4 separate regions of the Homo sapiens genome follow, and regions 1, 3 and 4 are each linked to region 2. The links are chromatin loops, found by intact Hi-C in ENCODE. Cell type or tissue: IMR-90. All regions are shown on one strand. Region 1 overlaps LPAR1 (lysophosphatidic acid receptor 1). Region 2 has its middle 29 kb from the start of MIR7702. Region 3 has its middle 170 kb from the start of LPAR1. Region 4 overlaps MUSK (muscle associated receptor tyrosine kinase).

The links. Hi-C counts contacts between places; a loop is a spot of excess contacts. Peaks named below come from ENCODE experiments on the same cell type or tissue, not always from the same donor. Only the 100,000 strongest peaks of a DNase experiment are listed, where the experiment ranks them.
Region 1: it touches region 2 in a loop (4-fold over the local background); 2 of 110 quality-filtered maps call a loop at or near these places.
Region 3: it touches region 2 in a loop (4-fold over the local background); 4 of 110 quality-filtered maps call a loop at or near these places.
Region 4: it touches region 2 in a loop (4-fold over the local background); 4 of 110 quality-filtered maps call a loop at or near these places.

The regions. Positions count from the first base shown.
Region 1 is chr9:110,915,532-110,923,531 of GRCh38, forward strand. The region is part of intron 5 of LPAR1 (lysophosphatidic acid receptor 1); the gene reads right to left. Among named protein-coding and RNA genes, the nearest start is that of LPAR1, 120 kb to the right of the region's middle. RefSeq lists an enhancer at 1-28. In IMR-90, no CTCF peak of the experiment used is centred here; DNase peaks (open chromatin) are centred at 1,030, 2,970, 3,380 and 4,370; H3K4me3 peaks cover 299 bases; H3K27ac peaks cover 4,315 bases.
Region 2 is chr9:111,296,308-111,304,307 of GRCh38, forward strand. No RefSeq gene overlaps it. Among named protein-coding and RNA genes, the nearest start is that of MIR7702, 29 kb to the left of the region's middle. In IMR-90, a CTCF peak has its summit at 3,229 (motif pointing left); DNase peaks (open chromatin) are centred at 3,174 and 5,124; H3K27ac peaks cover 546 bases.
Region 3 is chr9:110,860,485-110,868,484 of GRCh38, forward strand. No RefSeq gene overlaps it. Among named protein-coding and RNA genes, the nearest start is that of LPAR1, 170 kb to the right of the region's middle. In IMR-90, no CTCF peak of the experiment used is centred here; no DNase peak of the experiment used is centred here.
Region 4 is chr9:110,741,346-110,749,345 of GRCh38, forward strand. MUSK (muscle associated receptor tyrosine kinase) reads left to right here. Exons shown (of 15, transcript NM_005592.4): 7 at 6,296-6,455. Among named protein-coding and RNA genes, the nearest start is that of MUSK, 77 kb to the left of the region's middle. In IMR-90, no CTCF peak of the experiment used is centred here; DNase peaks (open chromatin) are centred at 1,516, 3,776 and 4,436; H3K4me3 peaks cover 728 bases; H3K27ac peaks cover 4,809 bases.

The DNA.
Region 1 (8,000 bases), 380 kb before region 2:
TGAGACTCTGTCTCTCAAAAAAGAGAATATACAACAAAAAAGTATCTGTAATTCCATCTCTAGAATTTAATCTGTGAACATATTATTCAAAATGTGTACATGTATATATACACACATACATATGTCCACATGTGTATGTACACATATAACCACAATCATATATTTGTACATACTCATTTTTCTTAGAATAAATTTCTGGAATTATGAAGATGTAAATGGATATGAATGGTTTAAATTCCTTAGATGTAGATTTTAGCTATTTTTCCATACGTTATCATCAAAAACGAAACACTGACTACCCTGAGAAAGAAGAAAAATTGAACGAGTGTGCCTTCTTTTCCTCTCTTGCTTACTTCTGAGTGTCTTACTTCTCACTTCTGTCAATATAAGTTATCAAATTATCAATATGAAAATCATGGTAATAACATGAATGACTAAAATCAAACAAACAGGTAAGTATACAGTGATATAACCTTATGGTTAAAATGTTAGATGTTAAATTTAAAGGATAAGGGAAACTTGAGTATGATATCAATTATATAATACTACTATATACATTTAAATGCATGTATACACACATGTAGCATGCAATAGCCAGTATCTACTGAGGTCTGTCATATAATTGGCACTGTGCTAATAACCTCATTGAATATACTTCTCATGTAGTCCCTGGCAATAACCTTACGAGATGGGACTGCCTGTATTTTACAAATGAGGAAACTGAGGTTCAAAGAGGTCAAGAAACTTCTCTGGGCAATACAGCTAGGAATGACGGAGCTGGGATCTTACTCTAAATCTGGATGCCTCCAGAGGCCTTTGTTCTTAGCCACTATGCTATATTGGCACAAGAAAAAAATACACTGGATGGAAGTATGTCAAAATGGTGGTGGTCAAGTTCAGAATCACTTTTGTAACCTTACTTAAATGATTCTGTATACTATAAAACATTGACATAGGATACGATTTACTTTTATAACCAGAAATAAATTAGTGAATAATAAGTATTGCATGCAGGCTTTGTGACTCAGACCCAGGTGGCCTGGATCACTCAGACCCTCCGTAGGAAGACCATTATTATTATGCAGAAACCCTTGGGTTGGCCATACTTTTTTTCCTCTTCTGTCTTGTAGCTGAGGTGGAACAGCCTCCTAATGAGGCAGATGTCTTTTTAAAGTCCTCCAGTTTTCTCTAGAGAATGCTAATTACTCCCAAACCACCCCCTAAAAAAACTCCACTCACTTTAACTAGAAATTATAAAAAAGGTATATCCAGATGTCAGCAACAAAGATAATATTTTTTAAACTTGGAAAAAATAACTGTAACAATATGCATGGAAAACTATATAATTCATTCTTTTGGATAGGCCAAAATAAAGTCTTTTTTTTTTTTTTAAGGTTGTTGAGGGCAGATTAACTAGTGCTGAGTGTGTATATTGTCAATATTGTAATAACTTTGTAGTTGGAAGATAAAATAACTTCTTTTCAAATATAAGCTAAGGTATGAAAAAAACTTTAAAATGTTCTTGGCCGGGTACAGCGGCTCACGGCTGTAATCCCAGCACTTTGGGAAGCCAAGGCGGGTGGATCACCTGAGGTCAGGAGTTCAAGACCAGCCTGGCTAACAAAGTGCAACCTCGTCTCTACTAAAAATACAAAAAAAAAAAAAAAATTAGCCAGGCATGGTGGTACATGCCTGTAATCCCAGCTACTTGGGAGGCTGGGGAAGGAGCATCACTTGAACCTGGGAGGTGGAGGCTGCAGTGAGCCAAGATTGTGCCATTGCACTCTAGCCTAGATGACAAGAGCGAAATTCCATCTCAAAAATAATAATAATAATAAAGTTCTTAAGCTTTTCAGGGGCAGGGCAATACGTTTTTAATAAGACTAAGAAACACTATGCTAAACCTGATTCTTGAGGGAGCCAACCAATATATTAGAAAGCCACATGACTGGGCTATATCTTTAAGCCCCACAGAATTGCTTTCATTGAACTGCACTTTGGTTACAGACCACCAACCTTCACTGAGAAATGATATGGCATGACTTTATGGGACATGGTACTGAATGTGCCATAAAGAATGTAGAGCTCTCCAGAACATCACATCATAGCTGATGCATCCATCACAGAGCAATACCCAAATGAGAAATGTCTCTTTGGACTCAGTACTTAGAAGGGTTATTTCTCCTGATTTTACTTTATGGCCACCAAATCATGAACGTTATTGTGTTTTACATCTTCATTAACTGCTAGAAAGTATGTCTTTACCTGACTCCATGTCATTTTCTTAGATTTCTTTTTCCCTTTCCCTCCTTTTTCTTGCTTATTTTAAACTCAACTTTGTCCTCTGAACTGAATGCATCTTTTTAAGCTGTCTTAAATACTTTGTTTTGAGACTGGGTCTCGCTCTGCCACCCAGGCTGTAGTACAGTGGCACGATCACAGCTCACTGTAGCCTCCACCTACAGGCCTCATGCTATCCTTCCAACTCAGCCTTCCAAGTAGCTGGGACAAGAGGCATGCACCACCATGCCCAACTAACTTTTGTTTTTTGTTTGTTTGTTTGTTTTTTTGTAGAGATGGGGTTTTTCCATGTCATCAGGCTGGTCTCGAACTCCTAAGCTCAAGCAATCCATCCACTTTGGCCTCCCAAAGTGCTAGAATTATAGGTGTGAGCCACTGCACCAGCCAAATCCTTTTTTAAATAAAAGATTAAGTATAAATAAACAGGCACATACTCTGTACACTTCTGTAAGACTGTTTATGTAAGACTGCTATTGGACATAAGAACCACCCAACATGAATGAAACCAGCATGTTTCCTATACCAAAAAGAAAATAAATTTTCATTTATATTTTAACAGTGAGATTGAAACAATCTAAGGTCTCTCACCCACAGGCCATTCTGCAGACACTCAGGTTACAACCTGAACCCAACAGAGTAGCTGGCTTATGTACAGGCTCATGATTACATCATGATTATGTGTTTCCATGCCACTGTGTTCAGGAAGTAAGCGGTCTGGATATAAGATTTCTAGCCATCCTTGAGGTGAGTGGACAGAAGGAACTGTCAGGTTAGAGATGCAGCATTTCAAAAACAAACAGAAGGGATGAAGGAAGGGGAAGTGAAGGAACAGGTAAAGAGATATGAGACTCAGAGAAGAGTAATGTCTCTGTAGCCAAAATTAAAGAAAACTTCAAAAAGAAAGTACTAGATGATACATTCTTTAACAGATGACTAATATTCCTGGCAAAAACTTTTTAAAAACTAAGTATACATTTAAATACATAACATTCCATCCTTTAGCCTTCAACCTAACAACATCAATTCCTTTAAAACAGCATTTTTGAAAAGCTGGTTTTTTTTTTTCCATCTGTACTCAAAATGGTACATCTATGGTGGACACACCCTAAGATGTTCCAAAATGAGTCACACTCTTGTGTAGTCCCCCTTCCCCTGGTGTGTGAGCAGAACCTGTAACTTGCTTCTAGCCATAGAATACAGTTATAGGATGCCACTCCCTTGATTAGGTTCTGTCAAATAGCAAAAGTGAAGGGGTTTTGCATATGTAATTAAATTGACAATAAATTGCTCAAAAGGGAGATTACCCTGGGTCAGTTGGACTGACTTAAGTGAGCTCTCACAGAGGCCAGAGACTGGAAGAAGTACAGATTTCTCTCTCTCTCCCTCTATCTCTCCCTCCCTCTCTCCCTCTGCCCACCCCCTGCCTCCGCCCATTGCTGGCCTTGAAGATGCAAGTTGCCATGAATTCTACAGTCACAAGGAAATGAATTCTACCAGCAACCTAAGGAACTTGAAGCAGATCCTTCCCTAGTCGAGCCTCCACATGAGAATGCAACCCAACTGGTACGCAGACTTCAGCTTGTGAGACCCCAAGCACAGAACCCAGCTAAGCATGCCTGGACTTTTAACCTACAGAGACTGAGAGATAATTCATGGGTGTGTTTTAAACCACTAAGTCTGTGACAATTTGCGATGTAGCATAGAAAATGAATACAACACCTAAAGACAGAGACAATTTGCATGGGAATTGCCTTTTAATCCACTAAACAGAAAAAAATGTAACGGAAACTTCAGACTCCTCTCTTAACTTCTCACATCACTTAGCCAAGTTCTCCCACATTAGATGTTCCAGATACTTAAACTAAAGCAGCTGTCACCATATCCAAAATGCTTCGCTGGAGAACCATCACATGACACCACTGTGGGAGTTTCAATGCTTGCTGGCCCAAGGAAATCTGCCTCCAATAAACCAGGAAATGTTTAACCCAGACAGCCTGTAACTTCCACAATTTTCTAATCAGCCACCAGAGAGTCCTCTTTAGATTGTCATAGTGACTCAGCACACACACATCAATGCCTTCAACCCCAAAGCTGCACATCTATGTACGTAGTTGTTCTCCCTTCACCTACTTGGGCATGAAAATCACCAAATGAGCACAGAATCAGCAAACTTTGTATAGGCCACAAAGGAGGAGGCAACGTTTCATTTCCATTTTAGCACTGAGATCAAAACACAGCCAAAGGCCAGGCTATTCAGCTGAGACTTGATTCCATAATAGCATGTTCTCTCTGCCCTGCACAAAATTATACCCTGATTATGTATTTCCATGCCATTGTGCCCAGAAGGTGGTTAGGCAGCAACAGCTCTAGCATGGGTGGAAGGTTTAGGCATCTGAATATTTGGAAAAGTAGAGAATGGGGGGAAGGGAAAGTTTGTCTCTTTTTCTGAAGCATTTTTCTGTCAACTGGAAATCAAACTTACCAATGCTTACATTATACTTTTCTGAGTGATGAATACAATGCTTTGGATGCATAGTTCAAGTAAGGTCGATAAGCAATTTATCTTTTGAAATTATTTCTAATGAGAGAGCATTGGCAATTTTTTTCAACTGTTGTGATTTTTATGCACTAATTAAAATCATTATAATACTTATATATACTAGACACAGCAGAAATAGCAAATTTTCATTGTTTAAAAAGACATCAGAGAATAACAATCTTCTTTTCCTTTTTTTCTTCCCTTCCTCTTTTGTTTTTACCTTTTGAAATACTAAAGGCAACAAAATAGCAAGTAATGAGCACCAGCATTGAAACTACAAGTCCTAGGTTAGGGTATGGGGTCTAGCAAATACTTAATTTCCTTCAGTAATTCACGTCATCTCTCTGAATCTGTTTTACCATCTCTAAAATGGGTAAAACACTATCTGCACTATCATACCTACAATTTCATAAAAATCATCACAGATAATATGTCTACAAAGATATTGTAGTATATATAAACCAAATGTGGCCAGGCACAGTGGCCCATGCCTGTATTCTCAGCACTTTGGGAGACTGATGTGGGAGGAATACTTGAGGCCAGGAGTCCCAGACCAGCCTGGGAAACATAATGAGACCCCATCTCAACAACAACAACAAATTTTTTTTTTTTTAATTAGCCAGACGTTACGGCGCTTGACTATAGTCCTAGCTGCACACGAGGCTAAAGTGGGAGAATCCCTTGAGCCCAGGAGTTTGAAGCTGCAGTAAGCAAGGATCGCTACTGTACTCCAGCCTGTGTGACAGAGCAAAACCCTGTTTCAAAAAACAAAACAAAAAACAAAACAAAACAAAAAACAGGGTGAGGTAGGACGATGGCTTGAGACCAGGAGGTTGAGGCTGCAGTGAGCTGTGATCTAGCCACTGTACTCCAGTATAGGTGACAGAGCAAGATCTTATCTCAGTTTAATTAAAGGAAATTATATGAATGTATTTTTCCTTTCAATATTTATGTTTCCTCTCATGAACTGACAAACTAAACTTTAAGAGCCAGTAGTTTATTACTCTGTTCCTAAAGACATTAAAATAGTTAAAAGTAAATTACGAAATTACTGTCAGAAAAATATAGTAACAGTTAACATTTAATAAATGTCAGACATTGACTAAAGGGCATCACATAACTTTTCATTTGATTCTCACATGAAGGAAGTCAATTATCTCTATTTTACAGATGAGGAATCTGAAGTTTCAGGAAGTTAAAGAGTAAGTAGTAAACCTATGATAAAAAAAATTAAGCAGGTTAATCCGGAGTCCACAATTAACCACTCAACTGTTTCAAATACATTTTCCGGGTTGATACTCCAAGAAAAGGAGCGATGAGATGTGGTCTCAGCATACAGGTGGTCTTGTTGTTATAAAGCAGAGTGTTCCTAGTGAGCTAGGAGACCTGATGTGGAGGACAAGCCCACCCACATTGCAGGGAGACCGCCACAGACAGAAGCTAATGGCCAGCCACATGAAAGGCATGCCATTAGGGCAGGTTATGATGGACGTAATGCTCCCTGGAGTTGTGAACTGAAGAAGTCCTGTAGAATTTAGAACACATCAATTGACCTACAGCCAGCTACCAAACCACATCAGAGCCTACGGGGCTGCATCTAGGTCTGCAAAGGTCCAGAAGTTACAGAGACTGCTGCTGCTTGATGGTGAGTATGCAGAGAGCGGACCTGAGCAGCGGAGAAAGTAACCAGAGAGCTGGAACCAAGAAATAAAAGTAGGAACTGGGGAAGAAGAGTCAATGAGATGAAAGAAAACAAAACTGAAGTAAAGCCAGAAACCAGAAATACTGTAAGACTCTGGTTCCCAAACTGTGCCCCCAGGAACCTTGGGGTGCCACAGTGAATTCAGAGGAATGCTACTAGATATTTTTAATTTGAGGGCAGCTAACACTCGACATCTCTCAGACACCCTCTGAACTACGAGCATAAAGTAGTTCAGCGCTTCAACATTAAATGGCATTACATTCCTTTCAATGACATCATGTCCTTGCAATATGATATCTGCTATAATAAAAATGAAGTGTAAACATAAAACTCAGTGTGGAACAGAAAATGAAGATGGTGGTTTCCAATCTGAATTCAAGTTTTGAAAAGTTGTGCAGTGCCCAACAGGTGCATACATACCTTAGTAAATATGAAGGATTAGATAAAAATGATAATTCTTTCAATTTATATGGTTTTGTTTTACAAAATGGCTACTAATTTATCAGGACCTATATACGTATTAAGTTGAATTAACTAATTAAGTTGAATATACTTATTAAGTTGATTTAATAAATGAAACTGTTAGGTATTTCTTTTAGCTTTGGGGCACTGTAAAAAAACTGAGACAGTATGAGCACTGAACTGAGACGTCATGGGAATATTACTTAGGGATTAAAGTTGTCTAGGGAAGATAGAAAAGTAAAGGATCTCAGCAGTGAGTTGCATATCTGTTTTCAAGGTCTTATTATTATATTATTATTATTATTATTATTATTATTATTATACTTTAAGTTCTGGGGTACATATGCAGAACGTGCAGGTTTGTTACATAGGTATACACGTGCCATGGTGGTTTGCTGCACCCATCAACCCATCATCCACATTGGGTATTTCTCCTAACGCTATCCCTCCCTCAGCCCCCCAACCCCCAACAGGCCCCAGTGTGTGATATTCTCCTCTCTGTGTCCATGCTTTGACATGGCAACACCACTCAATACAAAGGAGACTTGCCCCACTGAGTCCTAGAAGCATCATGGGTCCTGACCCTTGTGGTCTGGTCCTGCTCAAGACATAATAAAGATCTGCCACAATGAGGATTAATTCAGGGACTTTAGATTTCAGCATGGCAATATGATAATCTGATGAAAACAAGTTATGTATCATGTATTTTATAATAGTACCTACCAAGTACTTATAAACTTGGCATCTTATACAGACGGTCCCTGACTTACAATGGTTTGATTTAGGATTTTTTGACTTTATGACAGTGTAAAAGTGATACACCCATTCCTTAGAAACTGTACTTTGGGTACCCATACAACCATTCTGTTTTTCACTTTCATTTCAGTATTCAATAAATCGATGAGATATTCAACACTTTATTGTACAATAGGCTTTGTGTTAGATTATTTTGGCCAACTGTAGGCTAATGTAAGTGTTCTGAGCATGTTTAAGGTA
Region 2 (8,000 bases):
CAAAATCCTGCCTCTACTGAAAATACAAAAACTAGCCAGGCATGGTGCCATGTGCCTGTAGTTCCAACCACTCAGGAGGCTGAGGTGAAAGGATCACCTGAGCCCAGGAGATTGAGGCTGCAGTGAGCCATGATCGCACCATTGCACTCCAGGCTGAGTGACAGAGTGAGACCCTGTCTCAAAAAAAAAAAAAAAAAAAAAAAAAAAGAACCCTTTCTGTCATAAAGCTACACTAAAATATTTTAACCTATAAAATAACGGATGATCAAAAAAATGCTGTTGAAGCATATAGGCATTGCTGATAAGAATATATATTTATGTGCATATGCGTGTATGGAATTATAGAGAGAAAGATATATATTTATAATAGTTATATGGCTACATTGCCCTCTCAACCTCTACAGAGGGCAATGTAGCCATATAACCATTAAAAATGCACAAAGACTTTGATCAGCAATTTCTTCTAGTAATTTATCCTAAAGACATATCCCAAATGTGTGAAAAGATTATGTCTACATCTATAACTATATCCATATTTATATCCATTGGTCTATCTCTCTCCATAGAAAGACACCCAAAAATCTATCAGAGGCTGCCTCTGGGAAGGACAATGGATAGTGGAGTACAAGGAAGAAAGAAAAACTATTTTCTTTATATCCATTTATACTACATTCATTTGTACCCTTTGGACCTCAAGCCCTACTACCTTTTCAAAATTTATTTTTTATATTTTTTCATATTTTTTAAATTAAGAAAACGCACTTTTATTACAATGCCTTTCTTTAACTTTTCCTTTGCATTAATTAATGTAATTAGAAATGTAAACTATCTTTTTTCCTGTTTTTATTGTATCTATTTACAGGGTATGATGTGATGTTTCAATACATGTATACACTGTTACACTTAACAGGCTATTTACCATATCCATCACCTCAAATATTTGCCATTTTTGTGGCCAGAACATTTAAAGTCCTCTCTTTTAGCTATTTAAAGTATGCAGTGCATTATTACTAACTATAGTTAACATGCTGTGCATAGATCACCAGAACTTATTCCTCCTGTCTAATCGAAACTTTGTGTCTTTTGACAATATCTCCTCTTTCCCTATCTACCTCCCCAATTCCCAGCCTCTGGTAACTATCATTCTACTCATTATTTCTACAAGTTCAACTTTTTCAAAACTCCACATATAAGTGAGATCATGTGGTATTTGTCACCCTGGGCCTGGCTTATTTTACTTAGCATAATTCCCTCCAGGTTCATCCATGTTGTTGCAAATGACAGAATTTTCTGCTTTTTAAAGGCTAAATAGTATTCCATTGTATACATATACCACAGTTTTTTAATCCATTCATCCATTAGTGGGCACTTTGGTTGTTTCCATACCTTGGCTATTGTGAATGATGCTGCAATGAACACGGGAATGTAGCTATGTCTACAACATGCTGATTTCATTTCCTTTGGATATATACTCAGAAGTGGAATTGCTGGATCACATGGCAATTCTATTTTTAGTTTTTTGAGGAACCTCCACGCTGTTTTCCAAAATGGCTGTACTTCATGTAAGTATGAAGTACTCAAATGTTCTAAATATGAATTTGAAGCATTAAAAAAATGCAGACTGTATTTCTGTTGATTATTTGATTCATTTCTTTGATCTAAAGTTATTCACAAAACTGATTAAAATATTCAGGAGTATAAATAGCTCAAATTTATTCTATAAATAGTTCAAATTTATTCTAGGTTTTAAACAGCATATATGTTTTTTTCTTTGACATCATAATGTAAGAAATAAGCATTCCCCCTTTCTAATTTTTTTTTTTGCCTTTGTGATACTTTTCTAGGATCATATGGGAACACACAACAATGCAGCAGATTGGACCCATTGTTTCTGTATATTACATCATTGCCGTTCTTAAGTGAATACAAAAAGGAGCACACTAGATCCCATTGAATACTTTGCCAACTTGGCTACTCTACATTAATGCGTCATTTAATTCGTACAAAGCCACTATGATGAAGGTATTATTATCCTCATTAATGTGAGACTCAGAGAATCAAATACACCCGCTGGGCTGGGATGCAAACCTGGGTATATTTGGTGCCTAGTGGAGAGTGGACATGGGGTCAACAAGAATCACAAAAAACGGGTTGTGCATAGCGACTACATAAACAAATGTGTGTTTTTAATAAATGGTTTTTAATGGAAGTTAATGAGGGCATATCATTTCTAAAATATTTGTAAAATGATAATAATTATATTAAGTATAGATAATAAAACAGACTTAGATCTGACTCTTAATACAAAAGGTCAAAAATTAATGTAAGAATCTTTTGAAGTTCAGCTTAAATAATATTGCAAACAGTTTAGATGCTACGTTAGCTTTACTACTGAGAAAACTCAATCATCCTGGCCAATTTTTGTAAATTTTTGCACTGGTATATCATGATAGTGGTCAAATATTTGTGGCTTATTTTATCCCAAATCTGCACATTTAATTCTCTGTTGAATGGATTTGGGTTTTTAGGTTTACTTTTCAGTATCTGGTTTAAAGGAAAAAGAACTCTCCATCACAGCAGGCACCAAACTTGGAAATAGCAGGAAGAACTTAGAACGTAAATTCTTTCTCAGTCCCAAAAGAGATGCTGTTCCAGCAAGACTCGGGTCAGAGGGCTGGGCACTGCTGGGGCAAGTCATGTGGCTGATCTGAGATGAACTTGTTTTGTAAAGAAACAGATGATTTCTAGCTATGAGGCTGTTGTTCCTGTAACTTTTTAGCAACAGTTAAATCCATTCCAAAATGACAAGCAACAGAAAAGAACATTCTGAATAAACTACAGATGAATGGAGTTTTCTCCTGCCTCCTTGGGAATATTATGAGCATCTTACAAAAGGGGTCATATCCTGTTTCTTTCTCTGGTTGCTACAACTGTGGTTTGTATATTGGCTGTATCACTAATGTGAATTTATAATCCAAAAATGCCAAAAGAAAAAAAAATTAGCACTCCTTCACAAATATGCATTTTTTTTTCTTTCCCCACCTTCCAACAAGCACTGTTCTAAGTCATCATTATTTTTTTCTGTGCTGGAAGCAAATCCACACGTCTTTTTCATATCCTACTGTTAGTACGGAAGGTGAAATACTGACATAAATGAAAGGAGTTGCAAGTTCAGCATTAATATAAAACAGGCAAACAGTGTTGAGAGCGTTTATAACTCAACAGTGCCCCCTAGTGTAAGTTCAAAAGATAACAGGCTGGAGAAAAGTACATTAGAAGACATTGACGAATTTATATCCTTTTAAACTATCAAGGAATTTGTCTTTTGGGGTAAACCTATTTACTTTATCAAGATACATATATTATTTTCAACTAATAATAGGGCATTAAAAAGATCACATTCTGCAGCCATAAAAAAGAAAGTTCATGTCCTTTGCAGTGACACGGATAAAGCTGGAAGCCATCATTCTCAGCAAACTAACACAGGAGCAGACAACCAAACACCGCATGTTCTCACTCATAAGTGGGAGTTGAACAATGAGAACACATGGACACAGGGAGGGGAACACCACACACCGGGGCCTCTCAGTGGGTGGAGGGCAAGGGAAGGGAGAGCATTAGGACAAATACCTAATGCATGCGGGGCTTAAAACCTAGATGACGGGTTGATAGGCACAGCAAACCACCACGGCACATGTATATCTATGTAACAAACCTGCACGTTCTGCACATGTATCCCAGAACGTAAAGTAAAATTTTTAAAAAATAAAAATAAACAAAAAGATCACATTCAAGTGGGAGGCAATGGCATCAAGGTGTATGGAGACAGTGAAAAGTACCAATGCACATTTTGAAAGAAAGAGAGAGAGAAGGAGGAAGAGAATGGATTGCCACCAAAGCATACCAGCTAGAAGGAATAGCAAGAACTTGGGTGATAGTAATACGGTATTATTCTCTGAGCCAATACCCAGGGCTGTTGTTTCCTTGTAAAGTTCTTCTTGACCACCCGCTAGCACTGATGACCTCTGGCCACCAGGGCTCCTCAGTTTTCTATGGAATAATTTGTGCTTTTGTTCCGCCAAAGCTTGGGAAGCTGGAAATTAATCTTCTTTGCTTAAATAACCATGGCTCTTTCCAGAAGTTTCTGATCCCTGAGAATTACAATACTTTGGAATCATAAAAAGGAATGCTATGAAGCCAGACAAGAAGGTACTCAGCAAGCCAAAGACTCCGCCTAACAACCCTGGAGTGTGTCATGCTTTAAAGAATTTCTCCTTACTGGACCCAATTGATGTCCCAAGATGGAGCATCTATCATGCATATTGGCTCTCATATCTTCATTTTTCTCTTGTTTCACCAAGAGTTTATGTAGACTACTTATCCCCTCTTTGTTTGAATCCTCATGTTCTCAACATTCCCTTCACTATTTTAAAGAGGACTTTTATCTCGGTACTCTGTTGCATGAAGTTTTATCATGACTCCTGTATGGAAGATCATCAGGATCTACATTATGTGAAAAGAGAAATCTATGCCTGATAGAATAAAGCAAACTCTCATAGTTACACACTAGTTGTAAATTAATATCAAAATCCCACTAGATATGATTTATAGTTTATTGCATATGATTCTGCTTATGTTGACTATTTAACAGATTATGTAGACTCCTCATTTTTTTATCTTCAAAAAGTTTAAAGACTCCTTCCATGTACTGCTTTGGAAATATATTTAGATGAAGTCAATCATGCTTGGGATATTGATTCAATATCCCATTTTCAAAACAGGAGGGAGTACAGGTAGGCAGACTCATTCTGCCTTAATAGAATTAATTCTTACTTATGTGTGTGTATGTTCTATATCATAAAACCACAAGACACAATGGTGAAAGATCTTCAGCAGTTTTTAAACCAGCACGAAAGTCATATAAAAGAGTGCATGTTTTGAGTAAATAAAGCTTATTAAAGATGTTGAGTTCAAGGACTGTCTTTAGTAAAAGCAACATCACAGAGAATTAAGAATTTATTTTTGTTCCACCACAGTAAACAGACATGTGGCAATTCTAAACAGAAAAGACAAAGCTGATGAAGAACAGCAAATATCATCCAGACTGAATCCAGCCAATGTGGAAATAATGAGTCAGAGAACACTGGGACAAAATTTGCTCCTTGACCATTGGGCAAATTAAAGTTACTCAAGAGGAGAAACAATGAGTATTCAGAGACATACAAAGCAATATTAAAATTATGACCTACTCTCATAACAGAATACCTTGCAGTAATTAAAAATGATATATATCTGTATTCAACTGAGGAAAAGTCATGTGACATGAAAAGGCAAAAATATTTATATATGAAACATTTTTATATTATTTTGAGATAGCATGTCCTGAAACCTGTCAAGGCAAACAAACTGGAAAAAAAATCAAGTCAGAAAAATTAGAAATTATACAGGTTGCTTTCACTTATTTGTGGGAGCTAAAAATTAAAACAACTGAACTCATGGAAATAGAGTAGAATGATGGTTACCAGAGGTTGGGAAGGGTAGTGGAGGGTGGGAGAGTAGAGTTAGTTAATGGGTACAAAAAAATAGTTAGAAAAAGTGAATAAGATCTAGTATTTGATAGCACAGCAGAGTGACTATAGTTAATAATAACTTAATTGTAACTTTAAAAATAACTAAAAAGGTATGATTGAATTGTGTGTAACAAGAAGAAAGGATAAATGCTTGAGGTGATAGACACCCCTCTTACCCTGATGTGGTCATTACACATTGCATGCCTGTAGCAAAATATCTCACATATACCCCATAAATATATACACCTAATATGTACCCACAAAAATTTAAAATAATTTTTTAAAATTATGCAGGGAAACAAGGTATTTTAAGAGAAGTAAAAGAAGATATTGCATTCCTGAAACATAAAGTCCCATCTAGGACATTGCTAGAAATATGTATTCTCACCTTCCACTCCAAACCTACTGAATAGAATTTCTAGGGTGGGCTGGGGGATCATGTTTTCCCAACATGATTATTAGTGTACTAGTTTGCTAGGGCTGCCATAACAAAATTCCATAAACTGGGTGGCTTAAACAACAGAAATTTATTTTCTCACAGTTTTGAGACTAGAAGCCCAGGATCAAAGTGTCAGCAGGCTCGGTTTCTTTTTCTTGTTTTTGTTTGTTTGTTTGTTTTGTTTTGAGACAGAGTCTCATTCTGCCACTTAGGCTGGAGTGCAGTGGCATGATCTCAGCTCACTGCAACCTCCACCCACTGGGTTCAAGCGATTCTCCTGCCTCAGCCTCCCAAGTAGCTGGGATTACAGGCACCTGCCACAGCGCCCAGCTGATTTTTTTTGTATTTTTAGTAGAGCTGGGGGTTTCACCATCTTGGCCAGGCTGGTCTTGAACTCCTGACCTCGTGATCCACCTGCCTCGGCCTCCCAAAGTGCTGGGATTACAGGCGTGAGCCACCGCGCCCTGCCAGGCTTGGTTTCTTATGAGGCCTCTTTCCCAGGCTTGCAAATGTCCACCTTCTCGCTGTGTCCTCACATGGCATTTTCTCTCTGTGTCTGAGCATCTCTGGTGTTTCTTTGTATGCCTAAATTTCTCCTTCCCATAAAGACCTTCAGCCTCCCAAAGTGCTGGGATTACAGGCATGAGCCACTGCGCCCGGCCCATTGCTTGTGCTATTTAAAAACACAAGAAAACCTGAAATAATTTTTTTCAAGGATAATGTACTCTGGAAATACTTGCATAAAACATGGCATAGCCCCCATTTTTTGTCAATGTGTCTTGCAAATTGGAATGCTAGTCTCTAGATGTAAATTTCATCCACTGCTAACTTTGGATGCTAGCTTTTTTCCAGTTTGTTTGCCTTGACAGGTTTCAGGACACACTATCTCAAAGTAATATAAAAATGTTTCATATATAAATATTTTTGCCTTTTCATGTGACATGACTTTCCCCCAGTTGAATAAATACAGATATACATCATTTTTAATTACAGCATGATATTCTGAGAGTATGTCATAATTTTAATATTGCTTTGTATGAATCAGAACCTCATTTTAACTCAATCACCTCTTTAAAAGCCCTATTGCCAAATAATTACATTCTGAGGTACTAGGGACAAGGGCTTCAACAGATAAATTCTGGGAAGACACGATTTAGCCCATAACACCAGGTGATGCTCAAACACAGTAAAGTTGAGAACTATTATAATATGACTTAAGAAAGGTCCAGAGAGATACATGCCAAACTAATTAGAGAAATTAACTCTAGGAGTATGGCTGGGATGGGGTGGGAATGGGGTCAAAGGAGAACTCTGGTAAAGCATATCACTTTAGTGGTTTTTACAAGAATATATTGGTTCATTGCTTATGCTAGCTATTTATTTACATACTTATTTATTTAGAGACAGGCTCTTACTCTGTTGCCCAGGCTAAAGTGCAGTGGGAGTATCACGACTCACTGCAGCCTTGACCTCCTGTGCTCAGGCAATCTTCCCACCTCAGCCTCCCGAGTAGCTGGGACCACAGGTGCACGTCACTATGCCCAGCTAACTTTTTAATTATTTGTAGAGACAGGGTCTCCCTATGTCACCCAGGCTGGTCTCAAACTCCTAGGCTCAAGCAAACCTCCCACCTCAGCCTCCCAAAGTGCTGGGATTACAGGCATGAGCCACTGCACCCAGCCCACTGCTTGTACTATTTAAAAATATACCCAAAGGATTATAAATCATGCTGCTATAAAGACGCATGCACACGTATGTTTATTGTGGCACTATTCACAAAAGCAAAGATTTGGAACCAACCCAAATGTCCATCAGTGATAGACTGGATTAAGAAAATGTGGCACATATACACCATGGAATACTATGCAGCCATAAAAAAGGATGAGTGCATGTCCTTTGTAGAGACATGGATGAAGCTGGAAACCAACATTCTGAGCAAACTATCGCAAGGCCAGAAAACCAAACACCGCATGTTCTCACTCATAGGTGGG
Region 3 (8,000 bases), 440 kb before region 2:
TGCCATCATGTGAAGAGGGACATGTTTGCTTTCCCTTCTGCCATGATTGTAAATTTCCTGAGGCCTCCCAATCCAGCATAACTGTGAGTCAATTAAACCTCTTTCCTTTATAAATTACTCAGCCTCAAGCAGTTCTTTATAGTAGTGTGTGAACAGACTAATATAGTAAATTGGTACCAGGTAGTGGGGTGATGCTGTAATAATACCCAAAAATGCAGAAGTACTTTGGAACTGGGTAACAGGCAGAAGTTTGGAGGGCTCAGAAGAAGACAGCAAGATGTGGGAAAGTTTGGAATTTGCTAGAGACTTGTTCAATGGCTTTGACCAAAATGCTGATAGTGATATGGACAATAAAGTCCAGGCTGAGGTGGTCTCAGATGTAGACAAGGAACTTGTTGGGAACTAGAGTAAAGGTCACTCTTACTACGCAAAGAGACTGGCAGCATTTTGCCCCTGCCCTGGAGATCTCTGGAACTTTGAACTTCAAAAGAGATGATTTAGGGTATCTGGCAGAAGAAACTTCTTTTTTTTTTTTTTTTTGAGATGGAGTCTTGCTCTGTCGCCAGGCTAGAGTGCAGTGTTACAATCTTGGCTCACTGCAACCTCCACTTCCTGGGTTCAAGAAAGTCTCCTGCCTCAGCCTCCAGAGTAGCTGGGATTAGAGGCATGTGCCACCAAACCCAGCTAATTTTTGTATTTTTAGTAGAGACAGGGTTTCACCATGTTGGCCAGAATGGTCTTGATCTCCTGACCTCGTGATCTGCCCGCCTCGGCCTCCCAAAGTGCTGGGATTACAGGCATGAGCCACCCTGCCCGAATTCTGGCAGAAGAAATTTCTAAGCAGCAAAGTGTTCAAGAGGAGGCAGAGCATAAAAGTTTGAAAAATGTGCAGCCTGATGATGTAATAGAAAAGAAAAACCCATTTTCTGGGGAGAAATTCTAGCTTGCTGCAGAAATTTGCAAAAGTAAGAGGAGTCAAATGTTAATCACCAAAACAATGGTGAAAATGTCTCCAGGGCATGTCAGGGACCTTCCCAGCAGCTCCTCCCATCACAGGCCCAGAGGCCTAGGAGGGAAAAATGGTTTTGTGGGCCAGGCCCAGGGCCTCCCAGCTGTGTGCAGCCTAGGGACTTGGTGCCCTACATCCCAGCTGCTCCAGCAGTGGCTAAAAGGGGCCAAGGTACAGCTTGGGCCATTGCTTTAAAGGGTGCAAGCCCCAGGCCTTGGCAGCTTCCACGTGGTGTTGGTCCTGCGGATGCACAGAAGTCAAGAATTGAGGTTTGGGAACCTCTGCCTATATTTCAGAGGATGTATGGAAATGCCTGGATGTCCAGGCAGAAGTTTGCTGCATGGGTGGAGCCCTCATGGAAAACCTCTGCTAGGGTGGTGAGGAAGGAAAATGTGGGGTCGAAGCCCTCACACAGAGTCCCTACTGGGGCACGGCCCAGTGGAGCTGCAAGAAGAGGGCCACCATCCTCCAGATGACAAAATGGTAGATCCACTGACAGCTTGCACCAGGTGCCTGGAAAAGCCATGGACATTCAACATCAGCCTGTGAAAGAAGCCAGGAGGGGAGCTATACCCTGCAAAGCCACAGGGTAGAGCTGCCCAAGGCCATGGGAGCCCACCTCTTGCGTCAGTGTGACATGGAGTCAAAGGATGTCATTTTGGAACTTTAAGGTTTAATGACTGCCATAGTAGATTTTGAACTTGCATGTAGTCTGTAGCCTCTTGGTTTTGGCCAATTTCTCTCATTTGGAATGAGTGTATTTACCCAACACCTGTACCCTCCTTGTATCTAGGAAGTAACTAATTTGCTTCTGATTTTACAGACTCATAGGTGGAAGGGATTTGCCTTGTCTCAGATAAGACTTTGGACTTGGACTTTTGAGTTAATGCTAGAACAAGTTAAGACTTTGGCAGACTGTTGAAGGGTATGATTTTGTTTGAAATGTGAAGACATGAGATTTGGGAGGGGTCAGGGATGGAATGATATGGTTTGGCTGTGTTCCCACACAAATCTCATCTTGAACTGAAGTTCCCATAATCCCCATGTATTGTGGGAGGGATCCAGAGGGAGGTAATTTAATCACGGGGGTGGTCACTCTCATGTTATTCTCATGATAGTAAGTTCTCATGAAATCTGATGGTTTTATAAGGGGCTTCCTCCTTCACTTGGTTCTCATTCTTCTCCTTCCTGCCATCATATGAAGAAGGACCTGTGTGCTTACCCTTCTACCATTGTTGTAAGTTTCCTGAGGCCTCCCCAGCACCTGTGGAACTGTGAGTCAATTAAACTGCTTTCCTTTATAAATTACCCAGCCTTGAGCAGTTCTTTATAACAGTGAGAGAACAGACTAACAAAAATACCAAAGAAATGATCATGTGAAATTTCTAAGCCAGAGTTGTAAATGACGGACTTTAAGGCTGCTACTGGTGAAAAATTAAGGGAAAACAAGAAAAATGATATCGGAAACTAGAAGGAAGGGAAATCCTTTTCAGGTGGGGGCATAAAGTTTAGCAGTGCTGACACCTACAGTAACATGGAAAGTAAAAGAGGTACCTATAAACTGAGTGGTTTTGCTAAGGAAATTTCCAAATGGGGTGTTGGAGGTTTTTTCTACCTGCTTTTTGCCATTTATAGTAAAATGCAAGAGAAGATAGAAGAGCTAAAGAAAGTGCTGTTAAATATAAAAGATCCAGGAATTGTTTGGTTTGAAAACTATCCACTTCCAACAATGGAAAATGATGCTAAGTAAAAAATAGCTTCAGGCAAAGAACAAATTGAGGGCGATTTCAAGAAAACATGATCTAAAAATGAAGCTAAGTTTGTGACTGTAAAACATTTTGTTCAGATTTGGAAAAGGTCTAAGTTGATGCCTCCAAGAATCATTCAAACAGTAGGGCTTCTAAGAAACTAAAAGATTCTGTTTCTCAGCAGCTTCAGCAAAAGCCAAAGATAAAAAGGTCTTATTTCAAAGGGATCTGTTATTTAGTGGTTGACACTTTTGTTTAATGGAGTAAACCTCAATAAAACTCATAGAAAACCCACAATGTTTTAAGGTAAATATATTATCGAATCATTGTCAGGTTTAACTGAAGTAGACACAGCAAAATGCAAAGCACGTTTGAATGCCCAGACTTCTACAGTCTGAAAGCAGGCTAAGAAAACAACTTAGTAGCAAACACAAGCTAACTTTCATAGAGAAGATAGAAAAACTAAAATGACAAAACAAGAACTCAGAATGTGGCACTAATAACCATGGAAAATCATTACCAAGTTTTAAGTTATAATCAAGGAACTGCCAATAGCTCTCTTGTTGGATAGCATAATGGATTCCCTACGTGTGTCTTCCATTTCTCTCCTTTATTGAATGTCTATAGTGGTTCTTTTTATGCCTGTCCCATCAGTTATTTGATTTGTTGGAGATGGGGTTGGGGGTGTGGACACAGATAACTATTTCTCCTTAGTTCACAGGTCTTCATATTGAGAGAAACCCTGTTGAGGGGTTGTCCTTAAGGAACCACAGTCAAAGAGCCTCATCCATATGTAGAAACACAAATGGTTAGATCTTGTACTTTGATGATGCTGTAAAAGGAGAGACTATTGGGTACCCTGGGAAGGGGGAAGAAGTATGTTTTGCATGTGGAGAAACATAAATCACTGGAGAGCAGAGTGAAAACTGTTGTAGCCAGACTTCTAGATGGCACCCAGTGATCTTTGCCTCCTGGTATTTCTGCCTTAGGGTGATTCCCCGCACACTGAATTAGAGCTGACCATGTGACCAGTGGAATATTATGGAAGTAATAGAGTGTGATTTCCCGAATAGCTTGGGAAAGACACAGCCACTTCTGCCTTGGTTTTTTTGGATTACTAGCCTTGGAGAAAGTGACAAAGGCTCTCTCCTTGACTAAGCTCTACTCTAGTCAGGCTCCTCTGAACCCTATTCTTAACTAGGCCTCGCCCTATAGACATGACAGATTCTTAACACAAACGATTTCATCCACCATCACCACCATCCCCACAAACACTAAGAGACCTGGACAACCATGTAGACTTTTCAGTTTGGCTTCCTTTATTTAGTAATCTACATTTAAATTATCTCCATGTTTTTATATGGCTTGATAGCTCATTTATTTTGAGTGCTAAATAACATTCCATGGTCTGGATGTGCCATAGTTTATCCATTCACCTACTGAAGGACATGTTGATTGTTTCCAAGTTTCAGTAATTATGAATAAAGTTGCTTTAAATATTCTGTGCAGGTTTTTCTATGGACATAAATTTTCAACACATTCAGATAGATACCAAGGAGTATTATTGCTAGGTCAGATGGTAAGAGTATGTTTTGCAAGGAACTGCCAACTATCTTCCAAAGTGGCTATACCATTTTGCATTCCCATCAACAATGAATGAGAGTTCCAATTGTTCCACATCTTCACCAGCATTTGTTGTTGTCAGTATTTTGGGCTTTTTTATTCCATATTAGTTATAGTTATATTAGCTTATTAGTTCTAGGAGTTCGTCAGTTTCTTCAGATTTTTTAGGCAATCATTAAACTCAGTTTTATTTTTCCTTTCTGAAACTTATATTTCCTTTTCTTAACATATTTTATTAGATAAGACTTCCAGTATGATGTTGAAAAGGAATGGTGAGAGGGGATAGCCTTGCCTTGTCCCTTATCTTAGTGGGAAAGCTTCTAGTTTCTCACCATTAAGTATGATATAAGCTGTAAGTTTTCTGCAGATGTTCTTTATCAAGTTGGGGAAGTTCCCTCTCTATCCCTAGTTAGAAAGTTTTTATCATGAATGAATATTAAATTTTGTCTAATGGTTTTCTTCATCTATTGATATAGTCATGTGATTTTCCTACTTTAGCCCATAGATGTGATGGATTACATTGATTTTTTTAATGTTAAATCTGCCTTGCATGCCCAAATTAAAATCCACTTGGTCATAGTGTATTTTCTTATACATTTTTGGACTCAATTTGCTAATATTCTGTTGAGAATTTTTGTATCAATGTTCATGAGAGATATTGTTTTCATTTTAATAATATCTTTGGTTTGGGTACAGGGTAATGCTAACTTCATAGAATTGAGTTAGGAAGTATTTTCTCTGTTTATGTCTTTTGGAAGATATTATAGAGAATTGGTATAATTTCTTCTTTAAATGTTTGGCAGAATTCTTCGCTAGTAGACCCACATGGGTCCAGTGCTTTCTGTTTTGAAAGGTTATTAATTACTGATTTAATGTATTTAATAGGTATAGGTTGACTCAGATTATCTTTCTTCTTGTGTGAGTTTTGGCAGATGTCTTTCAAAGATTTGGTCCATTTAATCCAGGTTATCAAATTTGTGGACATAGAATTGTTGTTTATAGTATTTCTTTATTACCTTATAATATTCATGGGATCTGTAGTAATGTCCCCTCTTCCTTTTCTGATCTTAGTAATTTGGAGACTTTCTCTTTTTTCCTTAGCTTGGCTAGAGGTTTATTAATTTTCTCTCTTTTCAAAGAACCAGCTTTTAGTCCCATTGATTTTTCTCTATTGACTTCCTATTTTCAATTTCATTGATTTCTGTCTAATTTTTATTATTTTTCTTTGGCTTACTTTGGATTTAATTTGCTCTTTTAAAAAAGTTCCCTAAGGAGGAATGTTATTGATTTTAGATCTTTCTTCTTTTCTAGTATATGAATGCACTGCTACAGATTTCCCTCTAAGCACTGCATTCATTGCATCCCACAAATTTTGATGTTTTATTTTTATTTAGTTCAAATTTTAAATTTATTGAGATTTCTTCTTTGACCCATGTGTTATTTAGAAGTGTGTTGTTTAACCTACAAGTCTTTTGGGGTCTTTTGGCCAAACTCTTTTTTAATTAAAGAAACCTAAAAGACTGACAGTATCCAATACTGATGAAGAGATGGGTTAAAAGGTAGGCTCATACACTATGGTACTATAAACTGGTACAGTATTTTTGGAGTGCACTTTGGTATGCTTTACAAAAAATAAAAAATTAAATGTCCATTTCCTATAATCAGGAAAAGGCAAAAGTCAATTTTAATGCTCATCAAGACTGAATACTATTTATCAGTTGGGATAAGCTATGTTGCAGTAGCAGATGAATGACAAAATCTCACTGAAAACAGAGCAGGTGCTTATTTCTTGTGTAAATCAGAAATTATCGGAGACAATTCTCAATCAATTTAGAAGTTTATTTTGTCAACATTAAGGACATCCCCTGAAGAAAGGAACACAGAAATCACAGAAACAGTCTGTCCTGTGTGCCTTTCTCCAAAGAGAAAAAGGCTTCAGTATTTAAAGGGGAAACGCAGTTTGGAGGGGAAAGAGAGAAGGTGTGGTCACATTACTGAATCCACGTGTTGCACGAGAAAAGGAGCAGGTAGGGGAAAAGCCAATTATGTATTTGTCTGGTGCTCAGTAAATCAGCACTTTACATAAGATAAGGTGAACATAGAGTAGCTACCTGTGGAGATATCTGGCCTTTTATCTGCAGCCGTGTGCTTAGGGACAAAAGGAAGAGCAGTTTCTTGCATGACTTAGATTTCAGCTGAATTTTTCCCTTTTGGCATAGTGATTTTCATAGTGAAATTTTATTTTCCTTTCAGACTTGATAATGCTGTCCATTCAATATGAGACATCAGGGAGTTTGCTCTACATAGTCACTCAAGCTGATGGGGATGTCACTCTCTTATTCTGCCGCCTCTATTTTTGGCTTTTGGAAGGTGGAGGGGGAGAGAAAAAAGATCTGAAAACTAGCATGGGGTATTTTAGTTCATCAAGTCTAGAAATGACAGATGTCACATCCACTCACAGCCCACTGGACATAACTAGTTGCACAAACCTGTCTAACAGAGTTGTAGCTTTCCAAGAGTCCAGGAAGAAGGGGTAAACAAAACATTGATGACCTGTAATAATCTCTACTTCAACTGCAGAGCAAGGCAGACACATACTTAAACCTTGGATGGATATCTATAATGTATTATCAAGTTAAAAATCAAATACATGGTACATAACCTTATTTTGTTGAAAAGAAACAGCTTCACATGTTTCTGGATAATACATTCAGATATTAAGTTCTGCTTTTTTTTATTTCTCCTTGTTTTAGCTCATTTCCTTCTTCTTATTCAAGCAGATCGAGGCTGTGTGCTTCTCATCTTAGGGAAGAATATAGCAAGATGGCAGCAGAAAAAAATCAGACTCCAAAATCTAAGTCTTCAGTCCAGGGATATATCCTGAGCTTCAAGTTTCACATAGCCACCTTCCTACCACAAAATTCTCATTTGAAGGCTCTACTCATTATCTTTTCTCTGTAAAATTGCTCTTATGTTCCTTATCTCAACGTATCACATGTCCATCCATCCAGTATTCGAGGTCATAACTTAAGAAAACATCTTTATCCAAACAATCACCGTGTCCCAAACACCCCTGAATCCATTCATCTCTGCACCTCCATTGCCACCTTCATCTTTCGTCTCAGTTAATGTGACGGCCTCTGATCCTATCTTTTGCCTTCAGTCTTTCTTCTCCAATTTATTCTGAAGTGTAAACCAGATTGTGTGGTTTTTTTTTAAACTTAAATCCTTTAGCTTATTTCCCACAATTCTCAAGGATAAAATCACTTCCAAAATCACTCAAGTCATCACGCCAGCCTGCCTTTCAAGCCTCATCCTCACAGTCTATACCTGCCCTTCTTTCCCAAATGGCATGCTTTCTCTCACTAAGCATTTACACATCTTGTCTGAAATTCCTATCTGCATATGCTAAATGCGTGCCAATTTTTCTAATGGGTTGTTTTGACGTGAACTGATTACCAGAGTGAGTGCAAGTTCAAGAGCTTGACAGGGGCACACCTCTGTGCAACTCAGGCTCAAGGTGAGTGGCTTTGACAGGACAGTTCTCATTCTAAGACAGAGCATTCTAAATTATCCTTTCAAAGATAGTTCCTCTCCCTATCTTCCACCATCCATTTTAT
Region 4 (8,000 bases), 550 kb before region 2:
CTCTATACTTGTACCTGGCCCCACCCTTGTCTCTCTAAAGCAGGGTGCCCTAGGAAGACTGATTGGCTGTAGCCCCAAAAGGTGAGAACTAGGACATAAGATAAGAAAGGGAAGAAGGGAAAGGGAGAGAAGGAAGTGGGGAACAAAGTGCGTCAATGTGTGAAATTTTAGTTGGATGTTGTAAAACAGGAAAAAAAATGCCAAATTCTATGGCTACCCCAATAACAAAGAATGTCTTATGGCAATGGCACCCTCCAAGTCATATAATTCATTTATTATTGTCACTTTCACTATTGTTTTCGCTGAAGTCTTTTTTCTGTTACTTGAACAAAATCATTTTTTTCGTAATTTGTTAATAAAATTGTTTCATTTTATCTGTCTATCCTACATCCCTTCAAATACAGTACACAAACAAATGAACGTGCTTTTCCAGCTTGTAACTTGAGGCATGGTAGAATGAGAATTAGATGGGGAGTTGGAAGACTGAGGTTGTAAATGCCCCTCTTTAGTTAATGTGATTTTGGGGTCCGTTTACAACTCAGACACTGATTTTCTCATATCTATCTACACTAACACAGACGTCAGGTGGCTGTCAAAGATGATCTCTAATGGTATAATTAGAGACATCAGGGCTAATGTTCTCTAATTTTGTCCAGTTATGATAAAGTAACTTGGAGTGCCTGTTCTTTACCTCTCTAAGAACGTTTCAAGTGTCATTTAAAATTTGATTCTTATTTGTCAATGTGTTTTTTGGCTCCTCTGTGGAAACTGTTATAGTCTTAAGCCTGTCAAGGGAGTATAAAGACATCCTAAGAAAATTTGGAGACTGGGCCGGGTGCGGTGACTCACTCCTGTAATCCCAGCACTTTTGGAGGCCAAGGTGGGAGGATTATGAGGTCAGGATGGAGACCATCCTGGCTAACACGGTGAAAACCTCGTATCTACTAAAAATACAAAAAATTTAGTCAGGCGTGGTGGCACATGTCTGTAGTCCCAGCTACTTGGGAGGCTGAGGCAGAAGAATCACTTGAATCCAGGAGGTGGAGGTTACAGTGAGCCAAGATTGCGCCACTGCACTCCAGTCTGGGCAACAGAGAGAAACTCCATCTCAAAAAATAAACAAAATAAAATTGGGAGACTGACAATATAACTTCACTAATTTGTCTATGTAAAAATAGTAATAAAGAAAATGGAAAGGTATATACTTTTTAAATTTCTAGTATTTTCAAAAGATTCATATGAGGTTATAAATGGAAGATAAATGATTATTCTCTGTCGAAGTTTAGGAATAACAAGAGTAGGATAGTTTAAGATAGTTGAGGCCTTATTGAGACCCCAACTTATTCATTCAACATGTGACTCACAAAAAGTGAAAGGCAAAATAGATTTATCACCTCAGATTCTAAAACAGGAATAAAACAAACAAAGTGACTTTCATCCAGGAAGAAAGCAAAAGTACATCCGCAGTTCTTACGGTCAGAGAGTGTGTGCTGCTCTTAGAGCCAAGTTTAGTTCTTGGTAATTCTACCCAAGTCTGAAAGGAAATCAAGATGACTGTCCACATTGACGCAAATCACAGGACATGGAGGCAATGTCAGGCATTTAATGTTGTAAAAGTTGCAAACCAGAAATCCCATGGAGGAGAACACAGAGAATCCTATAGTCCTGATATCATTTTTGGTGGAATGAACAAAGACGAACGCAGAGCTGGGAGATATTTGGCACAGAATGAAACAGAGTTTGAACTGTGGCTCTTCACTCACTACGAGTTAGTAAACTAATGCCATAGCACGCTGCTCAGTACAATGGGTACTCTGAAAGAAGTGAGTGCTCCCTTTCTCCCCTGCTGTGAACCTGCCAGTGAACCAAAACCCTTAACAGTTAGAGCCAAAGAGCAGGAGAAAGTCCAGCAACGTGTCCCAAAGTGATTAGAAACTATCTTGCTTTCCTCCTATGGAAATACCAAGCATTTTTTGTGGAAATCTGAATTCACAGATGAAGTTCAGAGTGAATAGTAACATTCCTTTTGTTTTACAATCTTGGAAATAGTAGTTTGGCATGGAAAGAGCAGAGCTTACTTTTTAAAAAGAAAATTATTTGTATTTTTATAACCAGATTTATTTATAGTTATACCAGTAATATCTCTGTTATTTTGGCATGCAACTAAAAAATATAGAAAAATTTCATGTCCCTCTTGCTTTGTCCAATAAATATAATTTCTAAAATATTGTAGAAGTTGAATAATTTTAACTTGTTAGAAGAATTTTATAAAATAAACAGCCAAATCACCTAGGTTGAAGGTTGTCTTTTAGAATTTTCTTAAAGGGAGGCATATCTATATTTAGACATATTTTTAAGAGGCAGTAGTTTTGCTTTAAAATATATGACCTGTGAAGTCCTTTTATCTTACTAGCTGTGTAAACCAAAATAATTACATGTAACAAGTCTTATGTGGAATAATTCAGCAGCCAGTTTGAAAGAGGCTAATTAATATTTGTGGCTACATTAATCAGAAAAACTATGGAAATGTCTCTTGGTTTATTATCCCTTTTTCTATGATTCATAAACAGACATTATTACAACTGCATAAACATGAACCCTACTGGGCAACATCCTTTTTTTTTTTTTTATTTTTTTCCCCAAGATGGAGTCTTGCTCTGTCATGAGGCTGGAGTGCAGTGGCGCGATCTCAGCTCACTGCAACCTCCACCTCCTGGGTTCAAGCAATGCTCCTGCCTCAGCCTCTGGAGTAGCTGGGACTACAGGTGGGTGCCATCAAGCCCAGCTAACTTTTTGTATTCTTAGTAGAGACAGGGTTTCACCATGTGAGCCAGGATGGTCTTGATCTCCTAACCTCGTGATCTGCCTGCCTTGGTCTTCCAAAGCGCTGGGATTACAGGCATGAGCCACTGCACCCGGCCCTGGGCCATATTCTAACAGTTCCACAGGATATTTCCAGCCAGCTGGAACTATCTGCAAGACAGGGCCATTGAGGCCAGAATACCTTTCAGAGGTCTTCCCTAGCTAAGGTCAAATCATAAAATTATCGGATTATCCATAGCTGGGGGTGGATTCTCTCAAGACCGCATTAGTAATGTATTAATGATACATTAAGAAGTACTCCACAGGTCTATAACTGCTCAATCACCTTCAAAGAGTTTTTACACACATTATGTCAGGCATGAATTATTATGCCTATTTAATAGAGCTTCCTATCCTACTGCCTCTTTTTAGAAAAAAAAGTTTTATTGTGATCTTTATTGTATACATTTAAGGTACAAAACATGATGTTTAGATAAACATATACAGTGAAATGATTACTATAGTCAAGCAAATTAACAAGTCCATCTCCTCACATAGTTACAGCTAACTTAGAAAGACAGAACATCACACCCAGAGCAGGGAGCTGTGTCTCCAGCTCCCTCAGGTCCATATACCTGAGTGACTTGGAGAAAATCATGCATTTCCTGTAACTACCAGACGTAGTCACCTCAATTAAGTAATCTGTTTTGCTTAGGCATACCTTGGTAAAAGCTCACAGTACTAATCTGGACCCACCCCTTTGATCTTTGAAACCTGAGGTGCGAAAAAATATCAAAATGGAGGGCAGAGGGATTTGTTTTTATTTTCAGATCATCAAAAATACTAAACTGTTGATCAGAACCATCCATGAAGAAAGAAAAACAAATTCAAACTATGACTAATGGGGCCTGCTGTGCGTGAGTCACAAACTGAATCAAGCAAGGCCTCTGGAAGCAGGGGGAAAAGCATTCAGGAGTCACTTTGTACTCAAGCATGAACCTCCTAAAGTGTTGGTCTCTTTGCTGAACTATTTCAACACCTGGATGAAGTCCAGGAGAAGAGACGTCAGGCAGTTTAAAAATTGCTTCTCTTTCCTACTAAGGATGTTTTCAGTGACCTTGAGGAGGTGTTTAAGAATGACTTTCTTAGGTGTGAACATGAAAACAGTGGGACTTAGGGCAACATTTGGGGAGATTCCTTGCTTCAAAGTTGTCTCTAAGGCATTGCACATTCCTACTTCTTGCAGGAGGGAACTGTCTTTCCAAAGGATTTTGCAAACTGTTCTGCTTTTGCTTATCTAAACTGGAAAGAGATATATAAACAAAATATAAAATACAAAATAACATAAAGTCTGTTGATTGAGCATAGAGGCTTGGGGTCTTTAGCTTTTTTTCTTATTGTTGCTTTGTATTAAAATTCAAGGGAGTCCAAATATTTTCAGTCCCCTTGATCTAACTGGGATACTCATACAATGAGACATTGCACTTCTGATAAATATGATAATGATGAGTTTAGTTTGAATTCCCAACTGAGTGCATGTCTCTTAAAAACATTTTTCTCTTCACTTTGTAAATTTCTTATAGAGTCTAGGTTGCTCATCTGGGGAAAATGCCACAATACTTGATCTGACCTGGAAAGATTCCCAGTGAAGGTAAATTGATACTCACATAAGCCAGTTTTTATCATAAGAATTGAGACTAGTACTGAAGGTAAAGAATAAAAAGCTAGTTGGACAAACGTTCACTGCATGATTGCTACACAGTGCTTGGTGCCAGGGATAGCCAGCCACCTGGCAGCTAGGAAGAAAGCTGGCCTTACCTCAGAGCTTTCTTCTTCCTGGCTAGTCAAACTGTGAAAATCCTTTCTCATGCAACACAATAAAATAATTGGCTCCAAAATGTCTCATTCTCAGCCTCATTCCCTAATACTGGACACAGGAATCTCTTTCAGCCAAGCAGCCAAGCTCAGGCCAACATGGGACGTACCTCCACTCCTTTAAGATAAAGTCAAAGCATAACACCAGCTGATTCCTTAACTGTCATTTCACTCCAGTTTCCCTCAATTGGCATCATGTTTCCCTGATATAAGCAGCGTTAATTAAAGATTAGTTATTGAAAAGGTGGTATTGTGCTCAAGAAAACAGTGAAAAAAGAACCACCATTTAAAAAAAATGCCACCACCTTAACAATGACATTTGTCAGATATGTATTTTGTTCATGGTTGGTTGATTTGTTAAGGTAGTTGTTACTCTTGTTTTCTAATGACTGCTCATTTGTTCTCTCTTCTAGGACTAGGGAAGGCACTGTAACATAATGATTAAAAGCATAGGCTTTGGTGTCAGACACGCTAGGATGCAAATTCTAACTATGCAACCTTGTAAAATGTGCTGGGCAGCTATCTTTCCTACAGAGTTGGAGTAATGTTGACTAATATATATGCATTTGTATAAATTAAGCTGTTAATTGTGTGTCAATATTGCATTGATATCTTGGCTCTTTAAGGACATTTGATTTTCTGGTTTAAGTAGTACCTCCTGCATGAACTTCCTGACGTGTTGAACTATTTCAACACCTGGATGAAGTCCAGGAGAAGAGAGGTCAGGCAGTTTAAAAACTGCTTCTGTTTCCTACTAAGGATGTTTTCGGTGACCTTGAGGTATTATGTATGTATTATGTATGTCATGCCTCAGAGACAGACTTGGCTTCACAACCATTTTTCCTGACAACCATCCACCTATCTGACATGCATTTATGGGGAACTGAACAGGAGTTATGAAAATAAGTCCTTAAGTCTGCAACCTCTCATACTTAACTGTCATCTGTAGGACACTGAAGACATATATCAGAGGATCCACACCGTATATAATTCATGCCTTGTATTGGTTATCTATGGTTGTATCACAAATCAGCCCAAAGCTTAGTGACTTAAACCAATAACTATTAGTGCTCACAAGTCTGTGGTTCAACTGGGTGGTTTTGCTGATTTGGTTTTGCTGCTGGGCAGGACTGCCTGATCTTGGCTGGTCAAGTTCCTGTGATCGGCAGATTGAAAAGGTGGTAGTTGGTTCAGAATAGCCTTATGCGTACCTTGGATGGTTGTTGTTGGTTCCCACCTGGGGCAGAGGGGATAAACGGGCCAGGTGTGTTTCATCTTCTACCATGCTGGCTCTTGCTTGTTTATAGGCAGTCCCAGGTTCCATAAACAAGAAAGCAAGCCACAATGTGCAAGAACGTTAGTTTCTGCTCATTCATTCCAAAACACATCACAAGGCTAATCTAGATTCAAATTATGGAGGAAAATGCTACTTCTTGAGGGAAGAGCTACAAAGTCACATTGCAAGGGCATGGACACAGGGAGGGAAAATCTTTTGGCTATGTTTGCAGTGTACCACATGCACTTGATTATAATCTTAATGCTTTTCCCTTCAAATCTACTGACATAGTATAGTGGGAAATCCTTGACTGAGTTCTTTTATTTTCCTTTACTCTGTCAGGTTTCTTCTGGGTCCATTCAAGAGAGTGTGAAAGACCGAGTGATTGACTCAAGACTGCAGCTGTTTATCACCAAGCCAGGACTCTACACATGCATAGCTACCAATAAGCATGGGGAGAAGTTCAGTACTGCCAAGGCTGCAGCCACCATCAGCATAGCAGGTAGGATGCCCCTTCACATTTGCGTTGTTCCAGGAGAGGGGAGAGTTGATACTATTCTACAATATCGAGCATTGGAGAAAATCTCCCTTTTCTTTTATCTCTTATTTCAGTTGCATTTGGGCTATTTCCTCCCCCATGGGGATACTCCGGAGGTGACCTAGATATGGATTTTGGCAGATTTGCTGCCTGGAAAACTAAATCCTCAATACCTACCCAAGTGGTAGGTAACAGCTTCCAGGAACTCACTTCTTCCTTCCTTCTTGTTTTTCTTATCTTTTTTCCTTTTCTCCATTTCTCTTTCCTCCCTCCCTCCTTCCCTCCCTCGCTCCCTTTTTTCCTTCCTTCTTTCCTTCCTTCCCTTATTCCCTCCTTCATTCCTCCCTCCTTCCCTCCCTCCCTCTTCCCTTCCCTCCCTCCCTCTTTTCCTTTTCTTTAATTTCCTTTCCTTTTCCCCACTCCTCGTTCTCTCTTTTGGTTGATCAAACTTTCCAAGTCTCTCATGGAGAAAGTTGGCAGACATTCAACATGGTCATGCCAATTTCTGCATGGCTATTTCTTGCGGGCATTTTTACCTGTGAGCATGATCCCTGTGGTCTTTCCCTTCCCTGCTTCAGCAAGCCACAGCAGGTCTTACAGGTGTTTTCAAGAAAAAGGCTGACACACGGATTTCTAGGATGTTTGTGTTGAGTTCTAAAGGTTTATTTTTAAAATGTAAATGTCCCAAAGGCTTCTGAGAACATTTATAGAATTCCTAGAGATGGAAATAATCCCTGTATCAGGAAATGCCAGGCATATTAGATTCATAGCGTGCCTAGGGCTCAAGGGTCAGGAGAGAGGTGCTTGGCCTGACATGTAAGGCAAGCACGGATAGAGCTTGTGCCTAGGGCCAACTCCCCACAGCCTGCTGTTTCTTATTACAGTGCCACCTCTTTGATCTTCCCTGATGGGGAACTTTCCAGTAATGTCTGTGATTTGTAATATGAGGTGAATAAAAACCACAGATAAATGATAAGGAGCACTGGACAAGGCTGGCCCTCTGGGACTGCCTATGAAGGAAAAGGAAGACTTCAAAATTAAGGTTCCCTCTCCTTTCTCCCCCCAGTGATATCTCTGCCTACCATGTCTTCAGACACCATATCAGTTATTCTAGCATTTCCACAGGTGGGAAATTATTTCTCCCAGAAAATGAAAAGTCTTCTAAAAGTAAATTCAACTCAATTTAACAAATAATAATAATATCACATAATAAGTAATAGTATAATCATATAATATAAATAGTAATAAGAATTACTATTTACATAGCACTTTGCTGTTTATAAAGCACTTTTACATGCATTTATCAAATACTCTAGATGACGCCCATTGTGTTGGGTAGAGTAAGAGATGAAAAGTTAATTTAAAAATGGGTCCTGCCTTCCAGGGACTCTGCATCTAGAAGGAAGTCAGTCAGTCACGTATATTATGGCACTGGCTGTATTCTATTGCAGAAGCATACACAAAATACAACAGCAGAACAAGAGAGGCAGGATGTCAGGGAATCCTTGG